Linked DNA regions of Mus musculus: region 2 is linked to region 1. Evidence: chromatin contacts called from ENCODE Hi-C or POLR2A ChIA-PET data. All regions are on one chromosome and are shown on one strand. Each heading gives the region's core, a stretch centred on a gene start or an enhancer-like site at or near the end of the contact. The rest is flanking DNA. Distances are from core to core; before and after follow the strand shown.

Region 1 (3,673 bases), core at 824-3,323:
GGGGCTGATTGTTTTTGGACACATGGCCTCATGTAGCCCAGGCTGGCCAACTTGCTAAGTAGCTGAGGATGACCTTGAACTGCTGACCCTCTTGGCCCCACCTCCTGAGCCCTGAGATGACAGAGGCACCCCCCACCCGGCCTTCCTTCAAGCCACAGACAACTCTACAGACACATGGAGGTGCCCTGGTCCGGGCTCACCTGTGATACTGCGCTTGCAGCAGCTGGAACTCATCTTTGATGCGGTCACAGGAGTCGGAGGTGGTGAACTTGAGCTGCTGAGGGAGGTGGGAGGAGCCCTGCGGGGGCAGGAGGGTGAGCGGCGTCCTGCCCCGCCCATGCCCCACTTCCTGGGCTGCCAGGAAGGGGCTGTGAGGCCCCTAGGCAGTGGGGACACTTTTACACACTGGTCATTTGGGAGGGGCGGGCACCCATGGGGCGGGGTGCACCTCTGTCCTCCAGATGCTCCCAGAGGAATTCCCCAGAAAGCCCCTCTAAGTCAATCAGGGTGGCACAGGCCTCCCTTCAAAGCCGGCATGGAAGAGGCACCTAACTTACCACCCTACATTTCCTGGGAGTACCCCCATCACACCTGTTTCCTCACGGGTGTGCTCTTCAGGAAGGGACCCCCCCAAAGCTGCCCAGGCCCCAGCCAAAGCCACAGAGAAATCATGGCCTGGGAGTTAGGGAGAGCTGGAAGCTGGGGGGCTGGGGAGCGAGGGGGGTGGGATATGTACAGGGCCGGCATCTGAGGGCACTGGGTCAGGAGTTAGGGTGTAAGATCTCGGATCTGGGGAGCAAGGCTAGGGGCAGGGTGTGGGGAGCAAGGCCACTGGGAGCTGGTGTGGGAGACGACAGATGGGCTTGGACATGAGAGGGACGGAGCCTAGTGCTGGGGGGGCGGGGGGTGGGAAGACTGCGGGGTATCCGGCTCCGGACAAGGGAGCACTGGACATTATACGGGCACAGGGTCTCCCCAACCCTAGTGCTGAGGGTGCAGGATGGGGGCTGGGAGGAGGAAGGCCGCTGGGGTGCGGGGCCTGCAGCTGGAGGAGGGACGCGGAGCCAGGCTGGGGGTGGCGCTGGGCCCGGATGGTGACGCCAGGCCCGACAGGGCTGGAGAGAGAGACAGGGGGTGCGGGAACTGTATTGGGGGGTAGAGGGCACCAGACTTGGGGCCAGGGCAGATCTGAGGTGGAAAGAAGTGCAGGGCCGAGGTGATGGTGGGTGCAGGGCCTTGGACTTGGTGGCAGGCCAGTCTGAAGCTCTTAGAGAGCTGGGCCTGGGGGGGGGGGGGTGCACCGAGGTGGGGATGCAAGATCTAGGGCTGGAGGACATGCGCGTCTGGGGTGAGGGGATGATGGGCTTGTGACTGGGGTGCTGCAGCTCTGGGCCTGAGCCCCAGGTCAGGAAGACAGGCCGAATGCGGCTGCAGTGGGGTGCGGGCTGATCCGGAGCCCGGGGGTGGGGGGTGGGGGTGGAAGAAGACCTTGGAGTCGGGTTGGGCGAGGTGTGGGGGAGGCGGTGAGGGGACTCAGGGCAGGGATCAAAGTTCAGGGATCCGGGCTGAAGGATGCAGTGCTGGACTGGTGGGGTGCGTAGGGTCTGGGTTGTGGGGTGCAAGGACCTTGGGGAAGAGCCCAGGGCTGGGGGGACAGAACAGGCCTGTGGGAGCTGGGGAAGCGTAGGGAGCCCCTGGGACAGGCCCTGGGCGGGGAGAGAGACGGGATCCGACCTAGAAGGGGTGCAGTGAGATGAGCTGGGGTGCAGGGTGAGCGCCGGAGGTGCAGTGAGCTGAGCTGGGGGTGCAGGGAGAGCTCTGGGGTGCAGTGCGCGGGGTTCCCCTTACCGAGTGCCGGCTTTGCGGAAACATCATGTCAGTCGCGGGGGGCGCGGGCTGCGCCCCGGCTCGGGCGGCTCGGGGGGCGCCGGGCGGCCGCGCTTTGTCCCCGATCGACAGCTCCGGGGCCCCGCGTCCCGCCTCCTGCGCCGCCCGCCGCCCGCCCGCGCCGCCCGCGCTATTGTGTAATGGCGACGCGGTGCCGCCCGGGCTCCCGCTCCACCTGCCGCGCCCGGCACTGCGCAGGCCCGGACGCCCCACCCGTGACCTTGGCCCCGCGCGCCCCGCCCCCGCCACGGCCCGGAACCCCAGCTGGAGGCCTGCCTCAGTGCCCCCCGCCCCCAGTCCCAAGGCCACAGACTCGCAGCCTGGACACCCAGGCTTCACGGTGGATTTATGGAGTGCCTACAGTGTGCTATGTCCTCTTTGGAGTCGGGAGGGTTGGCACGGCTGGGGGCCACACTGGGCAGTAGAGTGACACCTGTCCCACAGAGGTAGGATGGGGGCCCAGTCCTGTAATCTAATGACTGGGGTGCAGAGGCAAGAGGATCAAGAGTTCTCGGCCAGCCTGGGTTACCAGAGAGCCTGTCTTAAAACAACAAAAAGTAAGACATGGTTTGTTCTGGGGTACAAGACCTATTACCAGTGCTGGGTAGGTTGAGGTAGGTGGAAGCCAGCCTGATCTACACAGTGAATACAGCCTGGGCTATAGGAGCCCTTATCTCAAAACATGAAAAAGTTAAATCGGGCCACAGGAGGTGGTGGTGGCCGACACCTTTAATCCAAGCACTCAGGGCAGAGGCAGGTGGATCTCTGATTTGAGACCAGCCTGGTCTACATAGAGACTTCTGGGACAACCAGGGCTACAAAGAGAGACCTGTCTCATAAATAAAAGGTAAGAGTTCCCCAGGTCCTAGTGTGATCCCAACACTTGGGAAGCTGAGGCAGGAGGATTATCGAAAATTCAGCATCAACCTGTGACCCAGCTTACTGAGGTGAGACCTGTCCAAAAACAAAACAAAACAAAACAAAAACAAATGATTAAAACAAATATGCTGGTGTGGTAACACAAGCCTTTAATCTAAGCCCTTGGGAGGCAGAGGCAGGCAGATCTCTGTAAATTCAAGCCCACCTTGTGAGTTCCAGGGCAGCCAGGGCTCCATGAGCCCTGTCTTAAAAAATAATAAAAAATAAATAGGAGCCGGGCGTGGTGGCACACGCCTTTAATCCCAGCACTCGGGAGGCAGAGGCAGGTGGATCTCTGAGTTCGAGGCCAGCCTGGTCTACAAAGTGAGTTCCAGGACAGCCAGGGCTATACAGAGAAACCCTGTCTCGAAAAACTAAAAAAAATAATAATAATAATAATAATAATAAAATAAATAAAATAGTTCTTTGGGCCAATACTATTTACCCCAACACTTCAGAGCAAGCTGAGGCAGGAGGATTCCTACAATTTCAGGCTAGCTTGAGCTGTATAACAAGACCCTGTCTCAAACATTTCCTTACCTGAGACAGACAGAGACGAATATCACTGAGTGTCATACTCAAATGGCCACGAGGTTAGAGAGGAGAGGTTACAGTGGCCAGCCAAGCTCAGCCAGGCCATGGCTATGGCAAACCCCGGTGGGGAGAGATTGGGACCTCCCCTAGCCACAGAGGGCAGAGGAAGGTAAGAGGAAGCCTTAGAGACTGCAGGCCTCAAGAGACAGGACCAGGCCTCTGATTCTGGTATCCCGGAGGCAGGAGTCCACGCGGCTGCTCCTGATACCGACCCATATCCTGCTCACAGGACTTTTGGATAAGGGTCCCACTGTTGACCTGTGACATTGTCTTA
Region 2 (3,673 bases), core at 457-2,956, 84 kb before region 1:
AATCCCAGCTTATGACCCATTTCGTGGCCATGTAACCTTGTCGGAGTGGTATCACCTCTCTGTGCATATTACTTCAAATGGGGATAATTAGAGAACACGTTACAGGCTGGATATCTGTTACCATGGTTACCATTGCATATCAACACCAAAAGTGAATCTGCTGAGACTTTCTTCCTTCTCTGGGACTCAGTTTCACATGTGAGAAATGGGCTAAATTCTCAAGCCCTTGCTGGCTGGGAGGTTCTTCAGTTTTGTGTAATCTCGGGTTAGTGGACACCAACAGTGAGCAAGGAGGGAACCCACCTTCTTGTCCTTCTCCTTGGCTTTGTCCAGGGCCTCCTGGGCACGGCTCTGGGCCTGGCGCGCCCTCTCGGCCTCTGTACGAAGCCCCCGGAGCTGCTGCTCGGCCGTGGCCAGCTGGGCCTCGGCTGCGTGCCTCTCGCTCTTCATAAACAATGCCTCACGCTGCACCTGTGGCCCAAGCCCATGCGTGACTCTCGGGACATTTAGACCCCAAAGTGGCTTGGATCCTTCGGCTCTTCCCACCCTTCCATGCTGAACTGATACCATTCCACCTCAAGGAAGGTTCTGATTCCCACCCGACCCTGGTAACATCCCGGTCCTGCCAAGAGCCACTGGCTACTGGCTGTTTGTCCCTGGACAGCTGGTTAGGCCTCTTTGTGCCCTGGTGGCCTCATTTGTGGTGCAAGCCTGTGACCCAGATACTCGGGAAGCTGAGGCAGGAGGATCAGGAGTTCCAAAGCTACACTGTGACTTCAAGGCCAAAGCAAGAACGAAAACTGTCTCACACACACACACAATCCCTTCTAAGGAAGTTTGTTCGCTTTTTTTGTTTTGTTTTGTTGAGACAGGGCCTCACTGTGAAGCTATGGGCACACAATATAGTTGGCAAAAACAAAATTTTCAACTCAGATGGGACTCAGTGGGTAGAGAGCTGGCCCAACATGCACCTCTGTGTAAACAGGTCCTACTGATGCTACACCTATCATCCCTCTAATTGGGAGGTAGACGCTAAAGGATCAGGCTTTCAAAATCAGCCTCAACCACACAAGTCTCTGCTATAAAAACAAAACAAAACACACACACACACACACACACACACACACACACACACACACACAGACCAGGGGGCTCGGGAATGGCTCAGGGTAAAGGTGCTTGCAGCTAAGCCTAATAGCCTTGGTTGGTGCTCAGGATCCACATGAGAAAGAGAGGACTGTGTCCCACAGGCTGCCATCTGACTTTCCCACCATGCCATGTGTGTGCACCACATAGAAAATAATAAATTAAAACTAAATAGAAATACTATGGGCTGGAGAAATAGCAAAGGGGGTTAGATCACTGCTCTTGCAGAAGACCAGGGTTCAGTTCCCAACACCCACGCGGTGGCTCATGTCTGTAACTCCAACATCCAGTAAATCGGACGCCCTCTTCTGGCCTCCGGAGTACTGCGTATATGTGATAGACATTCACGCAGACGCCCAGGCCCACGCGGAAATCCTCTGAAAGGACAGCCTGGCGCAGGCGCTCACCTGGAAGACCTCTGCGCTAGTCTTCTCGTGCCTGCGCGCCAGGTCCGCCAGCTGCGCCTGCAGCCGGGTCACGTGGTCGCGCAGGGCGCTCAGCGCGTGCTCGTGCTCGTCCGCAGGAACCGAGGCCCCGCGCATGCGCTCCAGCTCCTCGCGAGCGGCGTCCACGGTAGAGCTGAGTTCGGCGACCCGAGCCTCGGAGGCAGCTAGCGCTTGGCGCAACTCGGCGGCCTCTGTGCGTGCGCGCTCGCCGGTAGCCGTGGCCGTGGCCAGCAATTCCCGAAGCGCCTCTAGCTCGCGGCTCCGCCCCCGCGCCGCCTCCTCAGCCTCTGCAAAACGGCCCCGAGCAGCCTCTAACTCGGCCGCAGCCTCCCGCTCCCTTCTGCGTAGCGCCTCCTCCAGACCGCGGATCCGGGTCTCCAGCTCGGCCTGCAGCGCCGCCGCCGCCGCCCCCGGGTGCAGGATCGCAGCGCAAGGGTCCTCCGTGCCGCTGGTCTCGGCTTCCGTAGTCTCTGTCACAGTGGCCTGTGCCCCCGTGGGCTCCATAGCTGTGTCCTGCGCTCCGGTGCAGTCTGCCTCCGTGGCCTGCCAGCAATCGGCCTGCGCTCCTGTGGCCACCTGGGTGGTGTCCTTGACTCCTATAGCTTCTATCGCTGTGGTCTGCACTCCTGTGACCTTCACTCCTATGACCTCCGCCACTGTGGCCTGCACTCCAGTGGTCTTCACTGCCTTAGCCTCTAATCCTGTGGCCTGAATTCCTGTATCCCGCACTCCGATGGCCTCCATGTTTCTAATCACTGTACCTGTGAGCCCTGCCTGTGCCAACACATCCACCTCATCAGCTTTCATTCCTGGATTCTCTTTTCCTCCTGTATCTTCGGCAGCCACTGGCTCACTTTCGGCATTGTCACCTAGAGCTTTCACATTTAGGGCCTCAGCCATAGTAGCACTAGTGTCCATTTCCTTGGCTGCCAGTCTGTCTTTCCCCGTGGCCTCTGAACCTGCAGCCTCGGGTTCTATGGGTGCTGCTTCTGAAACCCCTGCTTCAGTATTCCAGACACCCTTGGAGCCTCCTGCTTGGAGTTCCATTCCATTTGCTTTGGTTTCTGCATATGTGGTGCCGTTGAGGTCTGGGACGCTGGGTCCATTCTGGATAGTGATTCCCTTATCCTTGATTTCCTGGTATGCTGTCTCTTCTCCTTCTTGAGCCCTGGGTGGCTCCCCCTCCTGCTGCTGCTGCTGCGAATGCATGGCCTCTGTGTATTGCCTCCGAAGCTGCTCAAGCTCTGCCCGTAAGGATTCATACAAGACCAGGGGGACGACCTCGGCCTGACTTTCTTCTGCCATCTGCGCCTCATCCTTTTCAAACTCCTCAAGGATCTGGGGGTGGGGAGGCAGGCAGGCTAAGAGGTGGGCTCACCATGTTCCCTGCCCACCCCGAGGTCTGCAGAGATGTCCACTGCCTCAGTTTCCCCACCTGGACCTTTTCCAGCAGCTCCTGGTTCTGCCTGGTGAGCTGAGCCACCTGCTCCTGTAGGGAAGCAACTATTTCCTCTGCTGATGGACTCTGGTTCTTTGGCATCAGTGCATCAGCTCCTGACAAGGTTGAGAACAGCACAGAGTCAGGCTGGGGACACATGCCATGAGGGACAGTCAGGAACTGCTCAGTGGGGAGGTGCATTGCCTCAGGCAGGTGGGGATCATAGTGTCTGTGCCCTTCTGGCATCATGTGCCTCCTCCATGGAAGGCCATGGTCGTGGTTTTGTGTCCACATGGCCATCCACCCCTCAGAATCCCGGGTAGGCAGCAGGGAGGGTGTGTGTGTGTGTGTGGAGGGGCAGATCTCACCTGGGAAGTCAGGCATCTCACCCTCCTCATCCTGCAGGGTAGCTACATCATAGCTTGTGTTTTCTCTCTCATTCTAGGAGTCCAGCACAAAGTAGACCTTCAGACCCTGCTCCTTACTGACAAGAGACTTTAGGTCCTCCCAAACTGACAATGTCCATATATCCACACAACAGCGGGATTGGGGGTCAGCTCCAAACTGGCTGTGTCTGTGTCTGCTGAGCACCCAAATGGCCCTTCCACCTTCTAGTGAGATGCAGGTATGGACCAGGGCCTTC

What was found. A loop is a pair of places that touch in the nucleus more often than their neighbours do. ChIA-PET counts read pairs that join two places held with the same protein, here RNA polymerase II (POLR2A).
Region 2: a map of T-helper 1 cell shows a loop between it and region 1 (2.5-fold over the local background). The contact joins the enhancer-like site here to the promoter of Tle5 in region 1. A Hi-C loop is called at or near these places in 2 of 37 maps with a recorded cell type or tissue (T-helper 1 cell and regulatory T cell). POLR2A ChIA-PET finds 5 or more read pairs at or near these places in 3 of 5 experiments (Patski and embryonic stem cell).

The regions. Positions count from the first base shown.
Region 1 is chr10:81,557,844-81,561,516 of GRCm38, reverse strand. Tle5 (TLE family member 5, transcriptional modulator) reads right to left here and starts at 2,073. Exons shown (of 7, transcript NM_010347.4): 1 at 1,849-2,073; 2 at 201-298. The coding sequence starts at 1,875.
Region 2 is chr10:81,641,774-81,645,446 of GRCm38, reverse strand. Ankrd24 (ankyrin repeat domain 24) reads right to left here. Exons shown (of 20, transcript NM_001374016.1): 15 at 3,399-3,471; 16 at 3,028-3,146; 17 at 1,554-2,930. Among named protein-coding and RNA genes, the nearest start is that of Gm10778, 5.5 kb to the left of the region's middle. Within about 2 kb of position 1,706, at least 3 of the 3 ENCODE cell types and tissues checked have a DNase peak (open chromatin) inside an H3K27ac peak, as active enhancers do.